Linked DNA regions of Homo sapiens: all the other regions are linked to region 1. The links are chromatin loops, found by intact Hi-C in ENCODE. Cell type or tissue: mammary epithelial cell. All regions are shown on one strand.

The links. Hi-C counts contacts between places; a loop is a spot of excess contacts. Peaks named below come from ENCODE experiments on the same cell type or tissue, not always from the same donor. Only the 100,000 strongest peaks of a DNase experiment are listed, where the experiment ranks them.
Region 2: it touches region 1 in a loop (2.4-fold over the local background); 8 of 110 quality-filtered maps call a loop at or near these places.
Region 3: a loop joins it to region 1, with 11 times the contacts of the local background. A loop is called at or near these places in 3 of 110 quality-filtered maps.
Region 4: a loop joins it to region 1, with 6 times the contacts of the local background. A loop is called at or near these places in 3 of 110 quality-filtered maps.
Region 5: it touches region 1 in a loop (5-fold over the local background); 5 of 110 quality-filtered maps call a loop at or near these places.

The regions. Positions count from the first base shown.
Region 1 is chr11:58,057,002-58,062,001 of GRCh38, reverse strand. All of the region lies in intron 2 of OR9Q1 (olfactory receptor family 9 subfamily Q member 1), which reads right to left. LOC124902674 (a long non-coding RNA gene) reads left to right here and starts at 4,067. Exons shown (of 2, transcript XR_007062672.1): 1 at 4,067-4,319. RefSeq lists a silencer at 2,691-2,985 and enhancers at 2,610-3,289, 3,290-3,970. In mammary epithelial cell, CTCF peaks have their summits at 882, 1,973 and 2,419; DNase peaks (open chromatin) are centred at 1 and 2,841; H3K27ac peaks cover 3,136 bases.
Region 2 is chr11:57,832,814-57,837,813 of GRCh38, reverse strand. No RefSeq gene overlaps it. Among named protein-coding and RNA genes, the nearest start is that of CTNND1, 74 kb to the right of the region's middle. In mammary epithelial cell, no CTCF peak of the experiment used is centred here; no DNase peak of the experiment used is centred here.
Region 3 is chr11:57,901,037-57,906,036 of GRCh38, reverse strand. No RefSeq gene overlaps it. Among named protein-coding and RNA genes, the nearest start is that of OR9Q1, 120 kb to the left of the region's middle. In mammary epithelial cell, no CTCF peak of the experiment used is centred here; DNase peaks (open chromatin) are centred at 376, 2,126 and 4,126; H3K27ac peaks cover 5,000 bases.
Region 4 is chr11:57,761,796-57,766,795 of GRCh38, reverse strand. It overlaps CTNND1 (catenin delta 1), which reads right to left and starts at 4,994. Exons shown (of 21, transcript NM_001085458.2): 1 at 4,677-4,994. The region is part of intron 2 of TMX2-CTNND1 (TMX2-CTNND1 readthrough (NMD candidate)); the gene reads right to left. In mammary epithelial cell, a CTCF peak has its summit at 3,009; DNase peaks (open chromatin) are centred at 3,015 and 4,985; H3K4me3 peaks cover 4,161 bases; H3K27ac peaks cover 3,310 bases.
Region 5 is chr11:57,810,054-57,815,053 of GRCh38, reverse strand. It overlaps CTNND1 (catenin delta 1), which reads right to left. Exons shown (of 21, transcript NM_001085458.2): 16 at 4,831-4,945; 17 at 3,568-3,655; 18 at 681-743. It overlaps TMX2-CTNND1 (TMX2-CTNND1 readthrough (NMD candidate)), which reads right to left. Exons shown (of 21, transcript NR_037646.1): 17 at 4,831-4,945; 18 at 3,568-3,655; 19 at 681-743. Among named protein-coding and RNA genes, the nearest start is that of CTNND1, 51 kb to the right of the region's middle. In mammary epithelial cell, no CTCF peak of the experiment used is centred here; no DNase peak of the experiment used is centred here.

The sequences.
Region 1 (5,000 bases):
ATGACATCATCTTGTTGCTCACGTACCACTCACCAGGAGATCTTTGAGATTGGCAAGTAGGTTTTGCTCATATTAGTATACGAACTGGCATGTAGCTGTTGTTCAGATCGCATCTGTTGAATGGGTGTGAACCGAGACATTTCTGAAGCTACAGAGCAGATTGTAACCACCGCTGGCACCTCAATGCTTAACATATGCTAAGTGCTACCTTTAACTTGCTAAAAATCCAAGGGAGCTCCAAATGTGTTACATCTTAAGAAATTCTTGAGCATTTTGCAATAGCCCTTGCTGTTGCCGACTCTGGTTTTCCAAAACCCCAGAGTCCCTAAAAATCAAAGGACCCACCTCATTTCATACAACTCACCAACAGAGATCACTGGACAGAGGTGGGCTGGGAAGCCGAAGAGCTAGAAACAATGAAGGGCACTGGCTTGACAGTCAGCAAACCTGGATCTTACAAACGCTAGTTACTGATTATGTGACCTTGACAAATTGAGTCATCTGTCTGAGCTTCACATTCCTCATCTACAAAACGAAGGTAACAAAGGTTAATGATAATGTATTTGCCTCTTAGAGTCATTGTGGATATTAACAATGGAATAACCAGGGCCTGGTACTTAAACCCTCAATGACTGTTAGTTGGAATTGCTATTAGTGATAATGATGATACAATGCAAGCCTGGAAGGAGCAGTTAACTTTGGAGAAAAGCTGGCTCCCACGTCCTCTGTGTAATTTTGCCCAATATAGGGCCAAAGACTCACCAAAAACTTTGAAGTAAAAGAACTTGTCTGCACATATCTGGTAGGACAGCTTCCTTATGGTAGGCTGGGAAAAGTCTGACAGTGAGCCCCTGCACTGACCTGAGGAGCCTGTAGGGGAAGGAAAGCAGGAAGAAGATGAGCAGGAGAGAAGAGAAAAGAACAGGCATTCACTCATGCACTCAACAACTAAGATAAATTGAATGGATCCTGCTTAGAATCTGATTGGAGAGGAAAAGGCATGAACTCGAACAGTCTGAAGTAGAAAGAGTTCAGCAATGATGTGACAAAGGCGATGATCCCAGGGCTGGCATGAACCAAGAATTAAGAACTAGATCTCAGCTTGAGGAGCAGGGATCAGGGAAGGCTGTACGGCAGGTTTGGGACTCCTCAATAAACAGGCCACACTGTGTTTTGTTCTTATCCTCCTCTATCAAAAAAAAAAAAGTGCTCTCTTAATTTCATGACTCTTTCTTAAGTTTAATATTCAACTGACCATAGCACAGCCTTCCAAGTAACTGGAATTACAAGCATGAGCCACCACACCCCCCTACTTTTTGTACTTTTAGCAGAGACAGGGTTTCGCCATGCTGGCCAGGCTAGTCTCGAACTCCTGACCATAGCTCCTGAAATATTTTTTGCTGATAAACAGGTTAAAGAAAACTTAATACATCATATGGGCACCCACTAGGTCTGCCCACCAGAAATCACACTCTACACTGACAACCCCTTCCCCTCTGCTCCAAAAGCCTCCCAGCTTTCCTTAGGCAGGAGGGCTGGAGAGCCTCCAGGTCAAGTGGACTCACCTAAGATTTTTATGTTACCCATCCCCTGATATTAGATTTTCTTGTTATTTTGCTTTACTTGTGTTTCTTCTAAATAGCAAATAACCGGCTTGATTTTTATCCAGTTTGAAAATTTCCCATCTATTATAGTCAAAATCTTTACTCAGCTGCCCCATGACAGGAGAGCTCAATTCTCCCCTCTTTACCTTTGAAAAGGAAAAACCCAGATGAAGGGGCTGCTTTCAAAGGAGTGGGAAGGGATAATGGTGAAACACCTGAAGGACAGCCACAGTCGGAAGCTGTTTCCATCCTTGGGAGAGGAAGCAGAGCTGAGGAAGGCAGCCACTGCCCACCCATGGCTAAGCAGGGAGAAATGAATACCTCAACCTCACTTTCCCCCTACCCCAAGTCTCCCAGCAAGTCTCCTACCAGAAGGCAGAGGGCAGGGCAGCTCTTTGACACAATCCACAAAGATCAGCCCTTCTGGAGCTCAGAGCTATTACAGAGAAGCCTGGAGAGTGTGTCAAGACAGGCAAGTAGAGAATACAGCACGCTCTTCGTAAGTAGGGTAATGTAACCTATCATTTAAGCTGACTGCTGATATGGTTTGATGGTATTCTGCCATCTTATATAATTTCTATTTATTATGCTGGGTCATTGCTTTCTGTTAATAAAACTATAATAATAGAAATAATAGAGATTTTTATTTAGTTTTCTAGTTCTTATGCTTTCTCCCTTTCCTTTTTTTTTTTTTTTTTTTTTTTTTTTTTGAGACAGAGCCTCACTCAGTCACCCAGGCAGGAGTGCAGTGGTGCAATCTTGACTCACTGCAACCTCTGTCTCCCGGGTTCAAGCAATTCTTCTGCCTCAAGTAACTGGAATTACAGGCATGCGCCACCACACCCGGCTAATTTTTGTACTTTTAGTAGAGACAGGGTTTCACCATGCTGGCCAGGCTGGTCTCGAACTCCTGACCTCAATTGATCTGCCCGCCTCAGCCTCCCAAAGTGCTGGGATTACAGGCATGAGCCACTGTGCCCGGCCCTGAATTTTTTTTAATTTGATCATTTTTTCCAATTATTTTCCTTCTGCTGCTTTGGAATTTATATATCTTGTTTTTATTCTATTAACAATTATACAGCTTTTAATTCACTTGAGCCTTTATCTTTCAAATAATGCCAAGAATTATACAATGTATAGAGAGAAACAAAGCCGTTAGCACATCTTTACCTCTCTGCTTCTCCCACCCCCACTGGAAGATATGTTGGCATTCTTTAGTCCGCTGCATTCCTTTCTAAAAACGTCAGTTGGTTTCTTAGGCCTGAGCCCACAGGCTTTCGAAGGACCTGGAAACAGCATATATCAAAGGCCAGTGAGATAATAATTAGAAATAAAAGCCAGAGAGGGAAAAATGAGGCCAAGTTACAAGGCTGGTGAGAACATTTGTGGATCCTGAGCAAGTGTGTTCAGGCCAGGAATGTACAGCTCTGTTCCTTTCCCCCAGATCAGCCATGGATCTCAGCGCCCCCAGTTTTCCAACTGTTTCCAGTTCCCATCCTTCCTCCGCACAGTGCCCAGCAGCACCCACCAGCCTTGAGTCCTGGCCAAGCTCTTGAGTTACTTTAACTGGACCTGAGTAGGCCTGGTCAGTTATGACAACAGCAACTTTGAGTGGCTGGATCAGCAGCTGCAGAAGCAGATCGGGGGCGAGGGTGGCTGCATGGCCTTCTCAAAGATCAGCAGTGTAGATGACAGCATCAACAGCATGGCCACCGTCATTGCCTAAACCCCTGCTGCCACCGTCATTGTCTGTGACTGCTACCATTTTCACTTCAGACTCCTGGCGGGGGCCCTTCAGGAGAACAATGTGAATGGGAGGATGTGGATCTTTTCCACCTCCTTCACATATAACCCCTCGGTGCTGGGTCCCAAAGCCCACGAGTTGCTGAATGGCAGCTTGAGCCTGACCATACACTTAGGAATAATACCTGCCTTTAAGGACTTCCTGTTGGCGCTGCGCCCAGCCGTGTAGCCAGGCAACAGTCTGATGAGGAAGCTGTGGGAGGAGTGCAGGGATACAGGTGGTCTGGATTAGGGGCTTCCATCCAAAGTGCCAGAGAAGGGGCTTGGCATCGCACAGGGCTGGAGAACATGACCACTGCCCACCTGTCTGCCTTCAAACTTCCTGATCTAACTGCCACTTACCAAGCCTACCTGGCAGCCAAAGCCCTGTGGGTTGCCTATCAGAACTTGATGTCCTGCTCTGAGAGAGAGGGACCATTCCTGGGAGGCACGTATGCCAATGCATGGGAAGCCAGGCTTTCTCAGGTGAGTGGCCAAGAAGCCTTTCCCAGTCCCTGTCCATTCCAGCTTTCTGTGAGCTTTAGACTAGCAGAGAGGCAGTGTGGCCTAATGAAAGGAGCATCAAATTTAGAACAAAAGTGATATGGGCTCAAATCTCAATATGGGATTTCTCTGCGGCCTAGTCACTTACCTTTCCTGAGCTTCAGTTCTCTCCTATGTAGATTGAGTATAATAATATATACGTGGTAGGTTGTTATGAAAATAAGAGATCATGCATACAAATGCTGGCTGGTGATTAATGCATGTTATGGGCTACAGCTTTTCTCCAGGTGGTGTGACGCTGCTGCTAATAATGGTGATGACATCAAAACTGCCAAGGGCCTTAGAAATCTGCTGGTCCAGCACGAAGCAGGGAGATCACCAAAAAGGGGAGGCAGAGCTGGAAGAGAACACAGCTGTCCTGCCATCCAGGTCACTACATGCCAATGCTGATATGCAACAAAAACCATATGAGATTCACAGTAGGAAAGAGTTAACCACAAAGTTAGAAAACTGGTAAATCTGCAATGTAAAACATCCAATCCAGCACAGACACCCATTCTTCATGGGCTGCTCAGGGATAAGGACAGGAAGGGAAGGGAGGTGGTGTTTTCCTCGTAGTCAGAGAGGTAATGCTAGAACAAGCTCAAAGAGATGAAATAGAGTTCAGAGGACAAAGGCCTCAACCAACAACACCAAGAGAAGAACACTAGGTTTTCAGCTAGAGGAAGAGCTGAGTCTGAGTGCTTGGCCTAGTCATCAGCCTTCTCTGTGTTCGAGGTCTTTTTTCCTCTCTGGTCATTAGGTACTTTAATCAAAAAGACCTTGGGCTGGGCACAGTGGCTCATACCTGTAATCCCAGCACTTTGGGAAGCAGGTGGATCACTTAGCGTCAGGAGTTCAAGACCAGCCTGGCCAACATGGTAAAACTCTGTCTCTACTAAAAATACAAAAATTAACCAGGTGTAATGGCGTTGTCTATAGTCCCAGCTACTCAGGAGGCTGAGGCATGAGAATCACTTGAACCTGGGAGGCAGGGTTGCAGTGAGCCAAGATGGCACCACTGCACTCCAGCTTGGGTGACAGAGTGAGACTCCATCTCAAAAAAAAAAA
Region 2 (5,000 bases), 220 kb after region 1:
ACTGCACTCCAGCCTGGGCAACAGAGCGAGACTCTGTTTAAAAAAAAAAAAAAAAAAAAAAAAATTCCACTTATCTGATAAAGGATTGGTATCCAAAATATATGAACTCTAAAAACTTAATTTAAAAAAATTTAAAAAGGGCAAAAGATCTGAAAACTTTACAAAGAAGATATAAAGATGATAGATATGCAGATGAAAAGATGCTCAGCACCATGCATAATTAGGAGACTGCAAATCAAGGCAATGATGAGAGAGAAAACAACAAGAACGAGATACCACTACATACCTATTAGAACGACTGAAATCCAAAACACAAACATTTACACCAAGTGCTGGAGAGGATGGGAAACGGCAGGAACTCTTCCTCACTGCTGGAGGAAAAGGCAATTTCAGTTTACAAAGCTAAGCACAGGCTGACCATATGATTCAGGAATTGTGCTCTGTACTAGTCTGTTCTCACACTGCTATAAAGAAATACCTGAAACTGGGTAGTTTATAAAGAAAAGAGGTTTAATTGTCTCATGGTTCTGCAGGCTGTACAGGTTTCTGCTTCTGGGAGGCCTCGGGCAACTTAGAATCATGGAGGAAGGCAAAGGGGAAGCTGGCACATGTTACATGGCTGGAGCAGAAGGAAGACAGTGAAGGAAGAGGTGCTACACATTTTTAAACAATGAGATCTCATGAGAACTCACTCATTTTCATGAGAACAGCAAGGGGGAACTCTACCCCCATGAGCCAATCACCATCCACCAAGCCCCTCCTCCAACACTGGGGATTACAATTCGACATGAGATTTGGGTGGGAACACAAATCCATACCATATCATGCTCCTTGGTATTTACTCAAATTAATTGAAAACTTACATCCTCACAAAAACCTGCACGTGAATGTTTACAGCAGCTTTATTCATAATTGCTAAAATTTAGAAGTACCCAAGATGTTTTTGGATTTGTTTATCCAGGTAAATGGATAAACTATGGTACAGCCATACAATGGAATATTATTGAGCAATAAGAAGAAATGAGCTATCAAACCATAACATGACAGGAAAGAGCCTTAAATGCTATTTCTAAGTAAAAGAACCCAATCTGAAAAGGCTACATACTCTAATCTTTCTGGAAAATAATTTAGTACTGTATATCAAGAGTCTTAAAAATGTTCATAATTTCTAACCCAGCAATTCCTCTTCTAAGGAAAAAATCCAGAAGAAAAAGTTTAGGTACTAAGATGTTTATTACAGCATATTTATAATACTATACATAGGTATTACACTTAAGTATCCAACAATTGAGCAAAAGTTACATAATGGTATATTTATTTAATTAAATATCATGCAGCCATGAAAAGAAAATACGATTTTGAAGCATTAATTGGGAAATGTTATAAAACAAGGTTAGGCAAAGAAAAGCAGGTAACTGTGTTGTATATATTGTATAATTTCTATTTTTTAAAAAATAGAAAAACACTAGATGGAAGGATGCCAGAATGTTAATAATGGTTGCCTCTGGATGGCAGGAACTAGGATTATAATTGACTTAGCCTCTACTTAAAAAACTAGGATTATAATTGACTTAGCCTCCACTTAAAAAAAAAAAAAAACATTTGCTGTACTTTCTTATTTATTTATTTAAAGATGGGGTCTCACTCTGTCACCCTAGCTATGCAGCAGGTTCAACCTCCTGGGTTCAAGGGATCCTCCTGCCTCAGTCTGCCAAGTAGCTGGGAGTACAGGTACATGCCACCACACCTGACTAATTTATTTTTCTGTAGAGACAGGGATCTCACTATGTTGCCCAGGCTGGTCTTGAACTCCTAGGCTCAAGTAATCCTCCCACCTCAGCCTCCCAAAGTGCTGAGATAACAGACATGACCCACTGTGCCTGGCCCCTTCTGAACTTTCTAAATTATTTTCAATTATTACATTTTTTAAATTGTTTATAGCTAGTAAAAATAATAAATTAAGTTACTCAATACGACCTTCTCTGCTCTGTCATCAGTTTGTTTGTTTGTTTGTTTTTGAGACAGAGTCTCACTCACTCTGTCACTCAAGTTGGAGTGCAGTGACACAATCTTGGCTCACTGCAACCTCCACCTCCTGAGCCATTCTTCTGCCTCAGCCTCCCAAGTAGCTGGAAATACAAGCATGCACCACCACACCCAGCTAATTTTTGTATTTTTAGTAAAGATGGGATTTCACCATGTTGGCCAGGCTGGTCTCAAACTCCTAACTTCAAGTAATCTGCTCACCTCGGCCTCCCAAAGTGCTGGAATTGTAGGCGTGAGCCACTGCGCCCAGCCCTGTCATCAGTTTTGTACCTCAAAGAAGTACCTGGACCTGCTGGGATGTAAGCTTAACTCTGCAAACCTTTTTACTATATCCTACTTAGAGGCACTTACAAGGCATTCTAAGTCTGCACCGCTGGCTACCACACAGGAATAATAATACACCTGGATGCCAACATGCAGAAGCACAAGACATCTTGTATGGTGGAAAGCAACAACTCCAGAAGAGGGAAAGTTCCAGTCTGAAGTGGGGGAAGGTGAGTACAGAAATAATTGATGAGAGATGGACAGAAAGAAGGAGAGAAGTGCAGCTCTCTGGGACATGACTTGGCTTTCTGAATTCAGAACTATACCTGAAAATGAAGAAGACCTGGGCCCACTGTCAGACTCTAGTGCTTCTCCATGAAGGGGCTTCACTTTAGCCCTACAGGAAGGCAGTTGTTCCCTTTAGATAACAACCAGGACTCCAGAGTTTGAACCCCTGTAGCAGGAGTTAAGTGGCTGGGAGCAGAAGATGAGATAGACTATGAAGACAAGCTGAGTCTTTAGGGCAGAACTTCTCAAATCTTAGTGAACTTTAGAATTACCAGGGAGATTGTTTAAATTGGTGATACTGGCACCAGAAATGCTAGGGTAGGACAAGAAATATCGCATATTTTTAAACCAACCAAACAAGCAGCAATAAAGGAATACTGCATTTTTATCAAGAAACTCTCTGCTGTCAAGTCTTCCTGATGCATTTAAATTGCAACGGCTTTAAAATTCAAGAGACTCTCAAATTGTAGGCAAAATACTATGTGTGTGCATTTCTCTGGAGCAGGTCCGTAACAATCATCAGATTCTCAAGGAGTTCCATAATTCAAGAAGGCTAAGATCTTAATGAGCACAAAAAGTAAGAACTAAAGAGGCTTCACTCAAGCATCAAGTCAGAGGGGCAAAGGCAAGGTTAAGAAACATGCGTCCCGCCCACCAGGACATTGTAGACTGAAAGCCAGAGGGATAGAGACACATAAAGATGTACCTAAATGATTTTCACCAAGTCTGGAATGTTTTTTATTTTTAGACAAGATCTAAATGTTATTTTTATTTTTAGACAAGGTCTCACTTTGTCACCCAGGCTGGAGTGCAGTGGCATGATCATAGCTCACTGCAGCCTCAACCTTCCATGTTCAAATGATCCTTCTCCCTCAGCCTCCTGAGTAGCTGGGACTACAGGCACGTGATCCCACACCCGGCTAATTTTTGGGTTTTTTGTAGAGATGGGGCCTCACTGTGTTGCCCAGGCTGGTCTCAAACTCCTGGGCTCAAGCGATCCTCCCACCTCAGCTTCCCAAAGTGTTAGGATTACAGGCACCTAGCAGAGTCTGGAATGTTAATAGTTCATTTTTATTAGCTGTTAGCAGCTTGATGCATGAGTATGTGTCCGTGTGTTTTAAAGGCGCAGGGCTCAGTGAGACATTACATTTGAGGGAGATTACTAGGAGGGAAAGTCAGTGGATTTGCCTAGTCAGACAGACTCTAAGATTTCACAGAAAAGGGAAGAAGAGATGGCTAGTTGTTGGGGTCTTACACTCTGGAGTTTAAGCTGCTATAAGAAGGTAGAGTACGGTCAAGTAGATGTGGTGGTGCATACTGAAAGCAGCTATAGTTGAAACGGAGCAACAATAATAGAAGTGGTCACTGTAAACCCAAACAGCTGGCATCACTCCCTACCTCACCAAATTATCAGTTATGGTGCACAGGAGGACAGACTGGAGACTCTGATCAAAGAAGATGCTGAGACAGTTGTAAGGGAGACATAGTTCTCCGTGTGCTCTGTCAAGAGCCAGATAGAAGAGAAAGGAGCAGGGTTCCAGCCTATTCCCCAGTGGGTGCTAAGAAGGACTGGCTTTCTTGTTACAAGGAGTAAGCATATTTCCACACCCTCTTTGTTGTCTTCCCTAGGAGTATGGCCTGGGAAATAATAATTACAAATATTGTCTTAAAAGGTTTACCTCCTGGGACCAAATCTTCACTGGCTAAATTCCTCTCAAAACAAATGCTTTATTCATTTGCCTCCCAGCTATATTAAAATAGCCTCCCAGCTGATTTCCCTACCTCCAATCTTCTGCACTATGGCTCAAGTGACGGTCTTTAAAATATTCAACTGTTCTCTCAATGGCTACAGAGAAATTTTTTGAAGCCTCAGAATCCCGTTTTTAAACAAAATATTACCTGGAAGCCCAATTTAATAAAAGTTAGAAGCAAAGCTGTTCTTGTTAAAATATCCTAGTATCCCCTCTGTTCAGCTCCTGTCCCCCATCCTTGCTCCAGAGGCTCCACCTCAGAACGCTAGGTCTCCAGGGTGGTGTGAAACTCATTTGCCTGCATGAAAAGAACTTTATAGCCCAAGCACCACCCCTGAGACCCTAACTCCCTTCATAGTCCCATATCCTGCTGCCCTGTATGTCCCTGTGCCTCAGCCACATGGAGCTACTAGATCCCAAATATACCATTTTTAAAAAACTTATTACAGGGAATTCTAATTTTAAATTTTAAATAATATACAGAAAAATCAAACAAAATACTATAATGAAACTTGGTGTACCCATACCCCAGCTTGAATTACCCATAGCCAATTGTGTCACTTATAGCCTCATCTACTCTTCTCCCATACTACTTAGAAGCAAATTTCCTCATCATAACATTTTATCCATTAAAATTTCAGTACATTGCTC
Region 3 (5,000 bases), 160 kb after region 1:
ACTTCTTTAACTTTTAAAAATTGTTCAATTTACCTACTTTGAAGCCATTAGATTCTAGATAAGGCCTGGAAACATGGAATTAGCCATGCCCCCTGGCTATACAAAGATTATAAAGAAAGAGATTTTATATAAGAAAGGATCTTGTATGGTAAATTCTTGTCCTAAAGTAAAATAACTGGTTATTTAAAAGGAGGGCAAGTCAGAAAGTCAAAGAATGTCTCAGATGGTCTGTGTAAGTCGTGAAAGGATTTGTGAAAGGGAATTTATGCAAGAAACGTTGTACAATTCAAAGGTTGTTAGGCCTCCTAAATGCTTCATAAAATGCCACTATGACTCTTACTGTACAATTTGGTTGCTTAAGTAAGGTAAGGCCTGAGGACATGTGGAGTTAGCCACACCCCCTAGCTATGCTGGAGAGTCAGCCCTTATCTGCCTTTCTGCCTGGTATATCCTGGGTAAGGCTCCACACCTAGTACACAATTAAAATTACTTACTAACCAGGGTTTTCACCAAAGTAAGTTGCTAAAAGTTTAACATTGTCACATATAATTGAGACTATTGAAGAAACAATTTTACATGTAAGGTGTGTAAGGAAAGTAGAATGTACATTTGGTAAAAGATTATAAGAAGGCATAGGAATGTGGATTTTTTTGCCTAAAGAGTTGAAGAATTGTTTTAAGTTAGTTAGAATAAAGCTAAGGTTTAAACAAGTTGTGGAAGGTTTAAACAAGTTGTGGAAGGTTTATAAAAATTAATTGTAAGAGATTCTGTGTGTGAACACATTGGCTAAAGTTAAAGGGGTATTATTCAGTTTTTCTGTAAATTAAATAGAATAAAAGCACAACAGGTTTTTCTTAGAGTACTAATCTGCTCTTTCACAAAAAAAATGTAAAGGGTTATAAAGGTTTATAAGAATCTTACCTTATAGTTAAACATTAAAATTGGGTAAATATGTCTAAAGTTTTATTAAAAATTGGGTTTAACATTAATAATACATTAATACAATAATAATAATAATGCAATAATATACAGTCTGAAAAGGGGAGGCATGAATAATCCACCTCTTGTTTAGCTTATCATCAAAAAATAACCATAAAAATGAGCAATCAGCAGCCCTCGGGGCTGCCCATCTATGGAGTAGCCATTCTTTTATTCCTTTACTTTCTTAATAAACTTGCTTTCACTTTGTGCTGCAGACTCACCCTGAATTCTTTCTTGGCATGAGATCCACCAACCCTCTTGGGGTCTGGATCAGGACCCCTTTTTCCTGTAACACTTCCTTTGTTGGCCTGACAAATCTGTTTTGTCGTTGTTGTTGTGTTTTTTGTTTTTTGAGACCGTCTCGCTCTGTTGCCCAGGCTGGAGTGCAGTGGTGTAGTCACAGCTCACTGAAGCCTCCACCTCCCAGGCTCAAGCGATCCTACCACCCGGCCTCCTGAGTATCTGAAACTGCAGAGGTGCACTACCATGCCTAACTAATTTTTATATTTTTTGTAGAGATAGGGTTTCATCATGCTGCCCAAGCCAAGAATTCCTGGCCTCGAGCGATCCACCCGCCTCAGCCTCCCAGAGTGCTGGGATTATAAGCGTGAGCCACCACGCCCAGCCCAAATCTCTTTATTATTCTAGTTCCAGCATAAAGGTAACTTTTTCTGGGAAAACTTCTTCCTCTCTTACAGATAGAGTTCATTTGTGCTCTGGTTTGCCTTTGTTAAAGAAAAAACAAAAAGTTATCAGAAACCAAAGATTGAATGCTGAATGAAAACAAATTTTTTTACTTTCATGCAGGAAGCCTGATTCGGCACACAGTCTAGGAAAGCCACAGATCTGAGGATGCAGGAGGAGAAACAAGGCAATTTTCTAAAGCTAGAAGACCATAAATTGTCTCCTTCCCATGTTAGCAAACCAAAGTCTCTGGGTGTTACTGACTGGCTGCCAACACTTGGGTTTTTAATTAGACCAGATCTGGCTCTGTTACAGGTGGTCTTCTGCAGACACATGAGGTGGTTGGCCCAGGGTTGTGGCATCCGGCAGCCTCAGCTGAGTACGTGCAGTGCCCGAACCAGGGTGGAGTCACCCAGTTAGCCATGTGCAGTGTGCCTCGCGCGACAGCAGCCTAGGAGACCAGACAGGTTGATGACTCATGCTACCTCCATGCTAGCACTCACCACGCTGCACTACAAATGCCAGTTTTATGTTCTCTCCCAGTAGACATGAGTGACTAGAGCGTTTCTTTGTCAATGTTATGTCTCCAGTCACCCAGCCCCTGGCCCACTGTTGGAAACAGAAAGTATAAACCAAAAATAAAATTCTAAGCCCTCCAATTGACTGAATAGACGCCCCCTTCTTAGCCTGGGGACCCAAAGAAACCTGAAAAACTAGTTCAGGCCACGATGGGAAGGTGGAGTCAGACATGCCATATCCTCTTCTCCCTTTGGAGTTCAGGCGCAACTGACCAACATTAACAGTAAAACAGAGATCCTCAGACTGACAAAACAGGCTCTCTGTGGCAATAAGATACCAAATTCCAACCCAACTCTAGTATAACACCACATGACAGATAAGAAAGGAAATCACAGTATTTTACCCCAGAATATGTTTTTTACCATATTTTGAGAAATGACCCTACACAGCTATCTTTTGTGGGGGAAAATTTGCATCTGTAAAGAATCTCTGTTAACATAACTAGATCTATTCCTTTCCAGGCCCTTCCCATCCTGAAGAGATTAACTGAGAGTCTAGCACCTTTTAAAGGTCTAAATAGGAAACATTTGCCATCAATTGTCACTAAGGATAGCCACCTAAATACTTTCTCTGGATAATAAGAACCTTGATCCCCACAACCCCTTATCTTAATCCACACACTCCTCTCTCTTGATTCCAGGTCTTTAGATAATAACTTAACTCTTTTGACCAACTGCCAATTAAAAAAATATTTAAATCCACCTATGACCTGTAAGCTCCCCAACTCCCACCTCCCCCCACCCCACTTCAAGTTGTTCTGCCTTTCTGGACCCAACTAATGTATATGTCATATGTATTAATTGATGTCTTAATTGTTGCTTGACTAAAATGAGATGACGCAGCGAAGGGTCTGGCATAATGTGTCTGGCACATAAGAGCTGCTCAGCAAATTACAGCTCTCATCCTAGGGTCACATAAGGCTGAATAGTGGGCAGGAATCTTTCTCCCAAGAACAGGGACAGATGCCTCTTCATAAAGCCCAATATAACTGATATAACTGCTACAAAGTGTGCCAGGGCCGCATCTTTCCAGCAAGGAGCTGATACCCCACACCTCCTAATCAGCAAGCTGCACTCATAGCCTTTTTCCCATAGAGACAGCAATCTGGGAGTACCCACTGCCTTGCACCCAGCAGTTCTCCATGGGACAAGCTGTACCTAACTGTGTATGGGCAGTGGGAGCAGGCAGCAGTTCACAGTCTCATCTAATCCTAGGTTTTATTGTTACCTTTGTTTCCCAGAGGAGGTTGCACAGATAGGAAATTGTAACATCAGGATGCAGCCAGAGCCGGTGGGATCCAGAATACAGGCTCTTCCTCCAGCTCTGGGCAACCCCACTCATCACTCTGAGCCCTAGCTGTCTGTTCCTTTGAAGCCTCACTGCCACTGACTCCTCTTTAAAGCCCATTTTTATTTGTTGTGAGTGTTTGGGTTTTGCACCCCTAGCTAGACTATAAATGCTATGAAGGCAGAGAGTGTGCCTTACAGAGCTGGGGTTTATAATCAGGGCTCAATGAAATCTGGTCAAGGAATTATAGAATGGACCTGTCTAAACACCAACAGTGCTGCTCCCCAGAGACCCGGGTTTCTGCAAGAAATTCAGAGGCAAGTTTTTATTCCCTCTGAGAAAACCCTAGCGGCTCCCACGGGCTTCCTCCCTCAGGTGCTCAACATCTGCTCAACAATCCTGGTTCTGGCCAGGAGCTTCTGGTGAGCTCCACGACAGCTGCAGAGGGAGGAGGGAGCAAGAAGAAAAGTAGATGGGCAAGGTAAGAGAATTGGGAGGCCCATCCCCTCTGGGCAAATCTCCAAAGAGCCTATCTCCTGCAGGGAGAGGTCTCTGCCAGGGGCGTGGGGCAAGTGATTCACACCTGGGAAGAAATGCTCCGTTTCTCTCCACCAGCATGAGTTTAGGCAGGCTCAGGAGCACAGGGGAAGGGCCATGAGTCACTGACAATCAAGAAAGAATGGGGGAATGGGACAGGACGGAACAGGTCTCCCCTATTGTGTCAGCATCTCCAGCCTCCCTCCTGACCCCTGTTCAGAGGCAACCAAAGGCCCAAGGCCCTTTCTAGACCTCGGTCAGGGTCTCTCAGCCTTGACACTACTGACATATGGGGCCAGATAATATTTTGTGTAGGGCACTGTCCCATGCACTGTAGAATGTTTAGCAGCATACATGGCCTCTACCCAAGAAGTCAGTAGCACCCTCCCACCAGCTGTGGCAACCAAAGAAGTCTCCAGGCTTTGCCAAATGTCCCCTGGAGATTGGGAGAAATCAGCTGGCTCATTCTTCTTCCCTTCCTTATTCAGAATGTGTGGTGGGGTCTCAGCCTTATCTCCTCTCCTCTAGCTGCCTCTTCTGAGAAATCCCTGAAGATGATCTGTCAGGCCCTTATCACAAAAGGCCTTTGCTGCTGCTTCTTCCAGGGCAGTTGGCAAGAAGTAAATAATGATCATGTAGAAGTAAAAATTTCCAGAACTTAGAGAGGGAAGGAAGAGCCAGGAAGGGAGACAGGAGTCCCCATCTTACGGAAACTGAAAGTCCAGATGGACTGAGGCAGCACTGTCCAACAGAAACATAATGCAGGCCACAAATATGGGCCACCTGTGTTCATTTTAAATGTTTTGAGTAGCTGCATTCAAAAAATAGAAACAAGTGAAATTATTTTTGATAATGTATTTAACCCAATATATCCAAAATATTGTCAACATGTAATCAATATTTTAAAATGAGTAATCAAGTATTTACATTCT
Region 4 (5,000 bases), 300 kb after region 1:
ATAACATGCAATTCCAAGTAGAATTAGGGAAAAAAATTACTTCCGAAAAATACATTAAACAATTAAATACAAATCAATCCATACCCTAATTTCCCCCTCATTAGTTCTAACCAGAACAGTTGTTCTTGCCTTCTTACAATCTCCCTGCCAGGCTACATCAATGCTCTATTGGAAACCTTGGAGGCAGCTGCATAATTTAGGCAGAGCAATCCCTACTTCAGCTTTGTGTGTCATTTAACCCTTCTTTGAGGGAAGAGAACATGAAAGAATATTTGTACTTATTCACATCCTTATTACCTACAGTTCACTCCTGTAGGCAAGTTCCTTGTTAATACCTTTTAAATTACCCAAGAAAACTAATTTCGGTTCTTAAACTCATAAGCTTCCCAATACATGAACAAAATCTAAAGTTTTGTGGCTAAAACAGTGATTTAAAAAATACACTGATATCCAAACATACTTTCTTTGAAACACTGATGTTCAAAACTATCATCCCAAGCTCTTAACGTTTTTATTAACAAGCACAGAAACCATTCACCTCCAACCAGGGCTGAAAGCAGTACTTTTCTGCTGATGTCTTAATATACTCTCCCCTAGAAAATGGCAACATTTAAGGTTTTCAGTGTTGAAGTTCATTATGAAATGAACGGACTAGGATACTTATTATTTATTTATTTATTATTATTATTTTTTGAGATAGGATCTGGCTCTGCAAGCCCAGTCTGGAGGGCAGTGGCATGATCTCGGCTTGCTGCAACCAGTAGCTAGGACTACGGGTACATGCCACCACGCCCAGCTAATTTTTGTATTTTTTGTAAAGAGGAGTCTTCACCATGTTGCCCAGCGATCCACCCACCTGGACCTCCCAAACTGCCGGGATCACAGGCGTGAGCCACCGCACCAGGCCAGATCCTTACTTTTTATACTATTCTTTGTACCACTTGCCAAGAAAGGAACAGGATTAAAGAAAAGCTAAAATTTTAAATCCTCCATTATCTCTAGAAACTTTGCTTAAAAATATAAGGGAGGGCCAGGTGTGGTGGGGCACACCTATAATCCCAGCACTTTAGGAGGCCGAGGTAGGAGGATGGCTTGAGCCCAGGTGTTTGAGACCAGCCTGGACTACATAGAGAGACCCCATCTCCACAAAAATACACAAAAATTAGCCAAGCATAGTGGTGTGCACCCATAGTCCTAGCTACTCAGAAGACTGAGGTGGGAGCACCACTTGAGCCCAGGAGTTTGAGGCTGCAGTGAGCCATGATTTCACCACTGCACTCCAGCCTGGATGACAAGAGCAAGACCCTGTCTCAAAAAAAAAAAAAAAAAAAAAAATTAAGGGAGGAGACGCATAAAAGGTTAAAACTACAGACTACAGTAAAAGTTGCAAAAGTACATTGCAATTTGATTAATCTATGTTGTTTTGCTTCCTTTCAAGCCTTCCCCACAAATCAGTCCCTCACTGATTCTCATCAAATGCCTTATTTAACCAAGGCTTACTGAGCACCTCAGTATGTACCAAACACTAAGACAGGTGCTAAAAAGATACAGAGATAAGACAGTACCTACACCCAAGCTGCTCATAGTCTAGAGGGAAAGACAAGAATATCTGAACTACCTCCTACAAGCCTGTCCCTGCAAGTTGATGATATCCTATCATTCCAAACCACATACCTAACAAATTCTCTGGAAGAAGAAATTTTACTGATAAACAACGTGTGACACAATTCCAGGAAGTTTAAGAAATTAGGACAGCAATGGTGGGCATATGGATATGGAAAGATTCTCGTTCTAAAGATTAAAATAATATCCATTCTAGCACATCCAGCTCCCCATGGGCTCTATGGAAAATAGATCTTTTGCATACATTATCCCAACAAGGGTAGTGGGGAGTTGGAGGGAGTTGGAAATTTAAGTGAGTACTGCCCCTGTGCCAAGATGAAACACTCCTGCCTCTAGCAAGGGCTCGTTTTAGTTCGAGCTGTTGTTTCCATTCTCTCTGGAGAATGGCAGTATATTAGTGGTTAAGTCCATGGACTTTGTAGTTAGTCAGACCAGGGTTAATCCTGGCCTCAACCATTTACAGGCAGTGAGATTTTCACCAAACCTCAGCTTCTCTGAGGGTCAAATTCCTTAAAAAACAAAACAAACAAAAAAACCAGTGGTGGGAAATTAATAGTTTATGCAAAATGCTTAGAATACACTAAAAACAAGGTGTGGGGAGGTAGGGGGGAATGAGGGCCTTGGCAGTTACTAACAGGGTACCAAAATAGAAGGAGATAAATTATACAAAGCTAATCATTTTGTTATTCCAATTGATAGTGATCTATGCTTAATTTATTTGCATCCATCCTATCTCATTCATCCCTGGAGAGCAGCTACTTCATAAACCTAAGGCTGGATTGTAATTACTTAGTGCTTTTCTTTTTGTTAATATCACCAATAGTCTCAATTTTACCCTAGCTCAGAGAACATGTTGGAGCTTCTCTGACTGTCCATGCTGGAACCCTGAGAAAGGTACTAGAACTCCAACCACCTAAAAGAGAACCGCCCCCCCGCCCCGCAATCTGGAACACAGACCACTACCTTACTCACATAACAAAGAAACCAACCGTACATAGGAGGCAAACAAGGAAAGAAATATCTGAACAGCTCATACTTACCTATCATCATTTTTTACCCCAAAACCAAGACAATGAGCAAAACAAAAAATTTAAAAAATAAAAGATTTACTTATCTGCATCCCTTATAATTCCTGAAAGAACCAGTGGAGGTGAGGTAAAAGACAAATCTTCCATCTTATCACCCCAAAGGCTCTGTACTACACACCAGTCAAAACAACCCTTAGTTCGTGGAAATAGTCCTGGACACTAGGTTAACTAGGATGCTCACTTCAGCTACACAAAGCCCACTATTTAAAGCTAGACCCAAATCACCACCACTCAGTCATCCAGAACCTATTTTCAAACTGCCTTTGTACTCCTCCTTCAGATTCCCTCATCCCTCCCCCTAAAGGTTGAGTGGGAAACAGACACTCTGGAAGCAACATGACCAACACTCTAAAGATCCAAGAAACCTCCCCAGGCTGGAGTCAAGGCAGAGAGAACATTTGAAAGAAAATTTGGAAAATATTAAACAAGAACTACAGTTCAACAGCCTATACACATTGTATTTTTTCTTTCTTTTTAACTGTACTTGTTATAATTATGAGATTCAGACATCAAAAATTTCCTGCAGCCTTTGCCTAGGTTGTATTTGAAGGAGGAACAAAGTTCTGTTTCCTCCTGAAGCCACAACTTCACAAGGATGAAATCGTCTTTCAAGAAATACCCTCATTCTAGAAAAGAAATTCAAGGAAGTCTAGTCTTAAAAAAATTTGTGGCAGGGGGGTGAGGGGAGAACGAAATCAGATTATTAAAGATCCATACCAGTTTAAAGCTAATGAGCAGCTTACACACTAAAGCCCATCTTGTTACAATTAGGACAGCATCTATAATTTTCAGGCGGATTCACATTTTCAAAAAGAGAAGAGAATACCCTAGTTTTTCAGCTACTGATGAGTTGGCTATATAATTATCTAGAATCCGTACTTTTGCAAGAATGTATTTGCAAAAACAAAACAAATCTTAAGATTAAATATAAGATATGAAAGCACAGTCATGGGCCTTCAGCTCTAAGAGATTTCAGATTTCATGGTAAATTAACTAAACAATAAATTCAACTCCAAAAAACAACTTTCAGGTTGGTTTAAAAATAAAAATCTCCCTTGTTTTCTGAAATGTATTTTAAACACTAAACTTTGTATAAATGGTTTTTCTAAACCTAATTTTATTCCACCCTTGGCCCTTTCAGAGTGCAAAAAGCTGAAAATATTTTCAGGTATGTTGCCACTTTACTCAGGTGAAATAAAAAGCATGATTAGAATTTCCTTATCCCTTTAAACACATAAACCAAACGTTATCGTATTTGCAGATTTAACAAACACCTCCACAAATCTTTGCTATCAAAGGTAGTTTAGAAGGAAGAAGGAGATGGCAATTCAGTTAACATGGTTCCATTTGTTTTCTTTTATAAGCCAAAGAAGGGAGACTACATCTAGCAGGAGAATGAGGCTCCCACCCACCGCACCTGGAAAAGTAAGAGGGATCCACCCAGGAACAGCAGGGCTGAAACCGATACGGGCCGTTCAAACTCTCTGGGGGAAAAACAATACCATTTACACTGCAAAGCTCCCTGCAACTTTCCACTTCCACAAATCCAATGATAAAAGAAAAAAAAAGTTTTAAACATATGAAGAACCATCGGTATAACTGGGTTCCGACACGGACAAATTTCTTTCCCAACCCACATGCAACATGCCAAAAAACCAACTTTTGATTTGGGCTCTGAAAACAGAAATATGTTAGCTTAATCCAGAAAAATAAATAAATAAAATCAAAGAACACACCAAAATGTAAATTTTCAAACCTGCTCTTACCCCTCTGGATCTATTCAGCTTCCTGTATTAAAGAGACCTAGAAGTTTGTTTCTAGGTCTTGTATATTTTACCTTTTTAAATATAATAAAATACCAAAATCTCCCCCGCCAAAGTACTGAAAGTAGAAAAGAAAAATAATTGCTTAAAAGTTACTCATCAGCATAACAGACTCTCCCGTTTTTTAATTCCCTCCGGTTACCGTAAGACAAAAATTCGACTTGCTTATCCTCCTTTTCCCGTCAGTACATACATTTTCTTCAAAAGCCACACACCTCAAATGTGGAGTTCTAAAAATCAGTCCTTTAAGAAAGAAACCCAAGGCTTCGCCAAGGTGCTGAGAAAGACAAATCCAGCAGGGCAGTTGATTTTTCGCCACCTCTTCCTCCTTTCGGGATCTTTCCTGCTCTTCTTTCTCTCTCTCTCCCTCTCTCTTTTTTTTCCCCCTCAGATCCAACACCTAAAATGGAAGTTGCACCCAGCCAAAGGCAAGGGAGCCTGGGTGGTGACAAACTGATCTGGCAGC
Region 5 (5,000 bases), 250 kb after region 1:
CGGGAGGCTGAGGTATGAGAATCACGCCACTGCACTCCAGCCCAGGTGAACGAGTGAGACTCTGTCTCAAAAAAAGAACTTGAATCTAAGATGGAAGACAATATGTATAAAATACCCAGAATATGACATAATAAAGCTAAACAAGAGGTTTGTCTGAAAAGGTTATGGGAATTAAAAGAAGAGCGAGTGAAATATGCTGCAATCGTTAGGAAGGACCTGACAAGGGAAAACAGGACTTGAGTTAAGCCTTTGGAGATAAAGAGAATTTAGAAAGACAAAAGGGAAGGACATACCAGTAAGAGGTATTACATGAGCAGAATCAAACTATAGAGTGAATAGATAGAATAGCAAGCAGAATAGTTGGGCAGAAACAGATGTATCCATTCACTCCAGAGAAGGAGACTGGGGTAGGAATATAATGGGCTACAAACTTGAATGTGTAGTAATAGGAGAGGCATAGAAAGATTTCTGAAAACCTTTGAGCATGTAGGAATGTAGAAAAAGTAGACGGATCAGATTTTATTAAATTTCCTTACATCCTTCAAAATGGAAATGATCAGCCAATGCTCTCCCAGGATGGTAAATGGTAAGGGTATTAGAAAAAAAACTATAGAGCTAGACAGCTCTCCTTAGCCAGTGAAATATTACTCCACATCCTTAGGCAGGAATTAATCACCTACCTAGTGATTTTGTGTTTGATCCCATATTGCTCATCTGAATTTCTTCCCGATCAGGTTTCTTATCTGTATGAAGTCAGAAAGTTATCCATGTCAAAAACAATTCTTCAAAATCTGTACACATCATGAAAATTGCTCTCTGGTCCTCCTTCCTTCCCTTCATTCACACTTCTACTTAGCACCAACTATGTGCATCACAATGCCTGGATAATTTTTAAGCTTTTTGTAGAGATGAGGTCTCACTATGTTGCTCAGGCTGGTCTGAAACTCCTGGGCTCAAGTGATTCTCCCACCTCAGTCTCCCAAAGTACTGGGATTACAGGTGTGAGCCATCACACCTGGCCCCTACAGACTCTTAAATCAAAAAACAATTCCATCTAAACTAGCAGTTTTCAAATTATTTGGTCTCAAGGCCGTTTTACAGTCTTAAAAATTATAAGGATCTAAAGAACCTTCATTGGTGTGAGTTTTATGTATTAATTGTTACCATACTGACAAGTTTAAAGTATCTATTTCACTTAATGGTAAACTTCTTACATGTTATCATAAATAATCTTTAATAACATCCTTTTCATTTTTGTATATCTCTTTGAAATTTGGCTTAGATTCTCATACCTGCTTCTGCATTCAATCTTTTGTGATATGTTATTGTAGTTAATGTATATCAAGAAAATCCAGCCTCACACAGATAAAAAGTTGGAAAAGAGGATGATTTTAATAGTCTTTTCAGATAATTGTGGTTATTCTTCTTTAATAGTATACTAATTAGTAGTAGTTTCTTAAAGGTTGACAGTAATGTGGAATCTATAATTAACAATCACTTCATATTCTGTTTAGTTAAAATCCATTGGTCCATCTTGCACTTTTAACGGATCAATTACCTATGTACGATTTTGACATATGTATTTGTCACTTGCAAAATACTGCTTCAAGTTATCCAGATATTCAAAATGCTAACACATAGCATTACACAATATTTTGAAATCACATTCGTTAACATCACTGTTTATTTCATTAGAAAAGTCTTTTTTCATTTTAATCATGTATTTTTTGAGACAGGGTCTTGCTCTGTTGCCCAGGCTGGAATGCAGTAGCACAATCACAGCTCACTGCAGCCTTGACCACCTGGGCTCAAGTGATCTCCCTGCCTCAGCCTCCCAAAGTAATTGGGACTACAGGAATGTGCCACCATGCCTGGCTAATTTTTTTGTACAGACATGGTCTCATTATGTTGCTCAGGCTGGTCTCAAACTCCTGGGCTCAAATGATCCTCCTGCCTCAGTCTCCCAAAGTACTGAGATTATAAGCATGAGACACTACACTCAGCCTAGAAAAGTCTTTTCAGTATTGGGAAGTTACCAGGCTCACAGTGGCAAATAAAAGTTTTTCAAAACTACAATTTCCACTTGAAAGCTCAGGCAGCAAACACTGTGTTATTTTCCTCAAAGCAACAAGCTTATCGCATTCGTTTTTGAGAAAATGTCTGCCAAATGCGCACATCTGAATAATCCCTTTGTCTACCACACATTTTTTTCCAAGTAAAAACAGTGTTCCATTAAACAAAGTGGCTAGTGTGGCTGAGCGCCGGATGTAATCCTAACACTTGGCCAAGGCAGGAGGATCGCTTGACCCCAGGAGTTCAAGACCAGCCTGGGTAACATAGGGAGACCCCATCTCAAAATAAATAAATAAACAATTAAAAAGTGGCTAGTCTAACTAGTAACTGAAACAATAACACAAGTACATTTCCTTAAGACAACCATCATGCTTTAATATGCTATTTCATCAGCACAGAATATTAAAAAGATGTATACTCAAGGGTAGAAAAACAATAAAAGTGATTTTTTTTTTCTTTTGATACGGAGTCTCAACTCTGTCGCCCTGGCTGGAATGCAGTGGTGCAATCTCGGCTCACTGCAACCTCCGCCTCCTGGGTTCAAGCGATTCTCCTGCCTCAGCCTCCTGAGTAGCTGGGAATACAGGCGTCTGCCACCACACCCAGCTAATTTTTGTATTTTTAGTAGAGACGGGGTTTCACCATGTTGGCCAGGCTGATCTTGAACTCCTGACCTCAGGTGATCTGCCCGCCTCAGCCTCCCAAAGTGCTAGGATTACAGGCATGAGCTACCACACCTGGCCTGATGTTTTTTCTTCTCCAGTTAAGTGAAAATGGCTCTCTGCTTTTACCTATGTGAGTGGCAATGAAGACTACAATGACTCATTCAGCTTTATGTCACTGCCCTGGTTTGTGCTAAGCCACCAGCAAGAAGCATCACTGCTTTCTGTGCCATCAGTACAAATTGTAACAATCTTGGGACTCTCAGACCACACTTTAAGAACCAATAATCAAGGAAAAAGCCAAGTGTGATTAAGATAATAATGGTCACAATATACACTTTATGTGAAAAAGAAAAAATTTACAAAACAAAATATATAATTCATCTCAGAGGAAAAATGTGTTTACTCACATGATAAAAATGTTTTAAAAGATACAAGTGGTTTTCTCTGGATAAAAGAAACAAGTGATTTTTTGTTATTTTTCTGATTGTTTATATTTTGTAATTTTAAAATAGTAACTATTACAATATTAAGTATTAAATGGAAATTTAAAAGGAGAAAAAATAGACAAAACAGACTAGAGTTCACTTTCCAGTGTTTTAAGTTCACAAGCAATGATAAAGGAATCACATTCAGGCTAATTACCTGTTTTGTTTTGATTTCTAATGCTTAAGACCTACCCATTTCTGCGTTAGGATCCTGGAGTGGAAAATTATTCCCCTCCCACAAAAGGCTAGCTAATTCAGAAATAATATATATCCTATTTCTTAGTAAGCCACCTAGAACAGCAAGAGTGGCTAAAAGGAGAGGGTGTGCCTTCTGGATACTGCACCTGATTTTTGGTTCCGGTCAATGAGAGGGAGAGTACTATCATCATATGAATGACTGCTCTGGCTTCGGGAAGCATTGTTTAGATTCACCTAGAGGCAAACACAAATGCGACAATGTGACAGAATACTGAATTCACCCTATCTTATGCTCTAATGGGCATAAACCTCTAGGTTCCTATTCCCAAATAGAATCATGAAAAAGCAACTTATAAGAGTTGAATAAATACCCTAGACAGTGAGACAAACTAGGATATTATGGCTTCTATTTGTGTTCCAGAACAGGAGATTACAAAGGATCCAAATATTGACACTATCAGAAGAAAATACAGTTTCAGAGAATAGTAAAAATTCCCTCAAAGGGCTACGGTAGATTTGGGCAAAAGTCAAAAAGGCCATCATCCTTCATCATCACCTGCACCTAAAGTATGTTATGACATAGAGGGATACCTGAGCTGTGTCGGCAACAAATGAATTGTAGACACATCATCCTTTTGAGGAGTAAACCAAATCTTTTTTTTTTTCTTTTTTTTTTGAGACAGGGTTTAGCTATGTTGCCCAGGCTGGAGTGCAGCAGTGTGATGTCGGCTCACTGCAACCTCTACCTCCTGGGCTCAAGCAATCCTCCCACCTCAGCCTCCTGAGTTGCTCGGACTACTGGCAAACAACACCACGCCTGGCTACTTTTATTTTTATTTTTGGTAGAGATGGGTTTCGCCATGTTTCCCAGGCTGGTCTCACACTCCTAGGCTCAGGCAATCCACCTGCCTCAGCCTCCCAAAGTGTTGGAATTACAGGTGTGAGCCACCACACCTGGCCAAATAATTCCTAATTAAGAAATATGGGTCAAAAATAGATTTAACATGAGGCCAGGTGTGATGGCTCATGCCTGTAATCCTAGCACTTTGGGAGGCCGAGGCAGGTTGCCTAAGCTCAGAGTTCAAGATTAACCTGGCCAACATGGTGAAACCTCATCTCTGCTAAAAATATAAAAAATTAGCTGGGCATGGTGGCATGTGCCTGTAGTCCCAGCTACTGGGGAGGCTGAGGCACAAGAATCACTTGAACCCGGGAGGCAGAGGTTGCAGTGAGCCGAGATTGCGCCACTTCACTCTAGCCTGGGCAACAGAGTGAGACTCTGTCTCCGAAAAAGAAAAAAAAAATAGGTTTAGCATGATGGTGAAATGGAAGAAACGAAAGAAAACAGAAGCATTATCCTGGGACCAAGAAAAAAAAAGTAAAAGTCTTGGTCTCAAAAGTTACTATACCTGAAAGTCTGATTTCTTCCATCCTTCTTTTTCCAGTGGCTTCCGCAGTTCCTTATATCCCCAGATTGTCTGTAATACAAGTGCTGCTGCTCGAACTTCTTTTTCTGAGCGGTTCCTTTGGAGGAAAGTAACACCATACGGAATTTGGATATAAAATCAGGAAAAAAGCT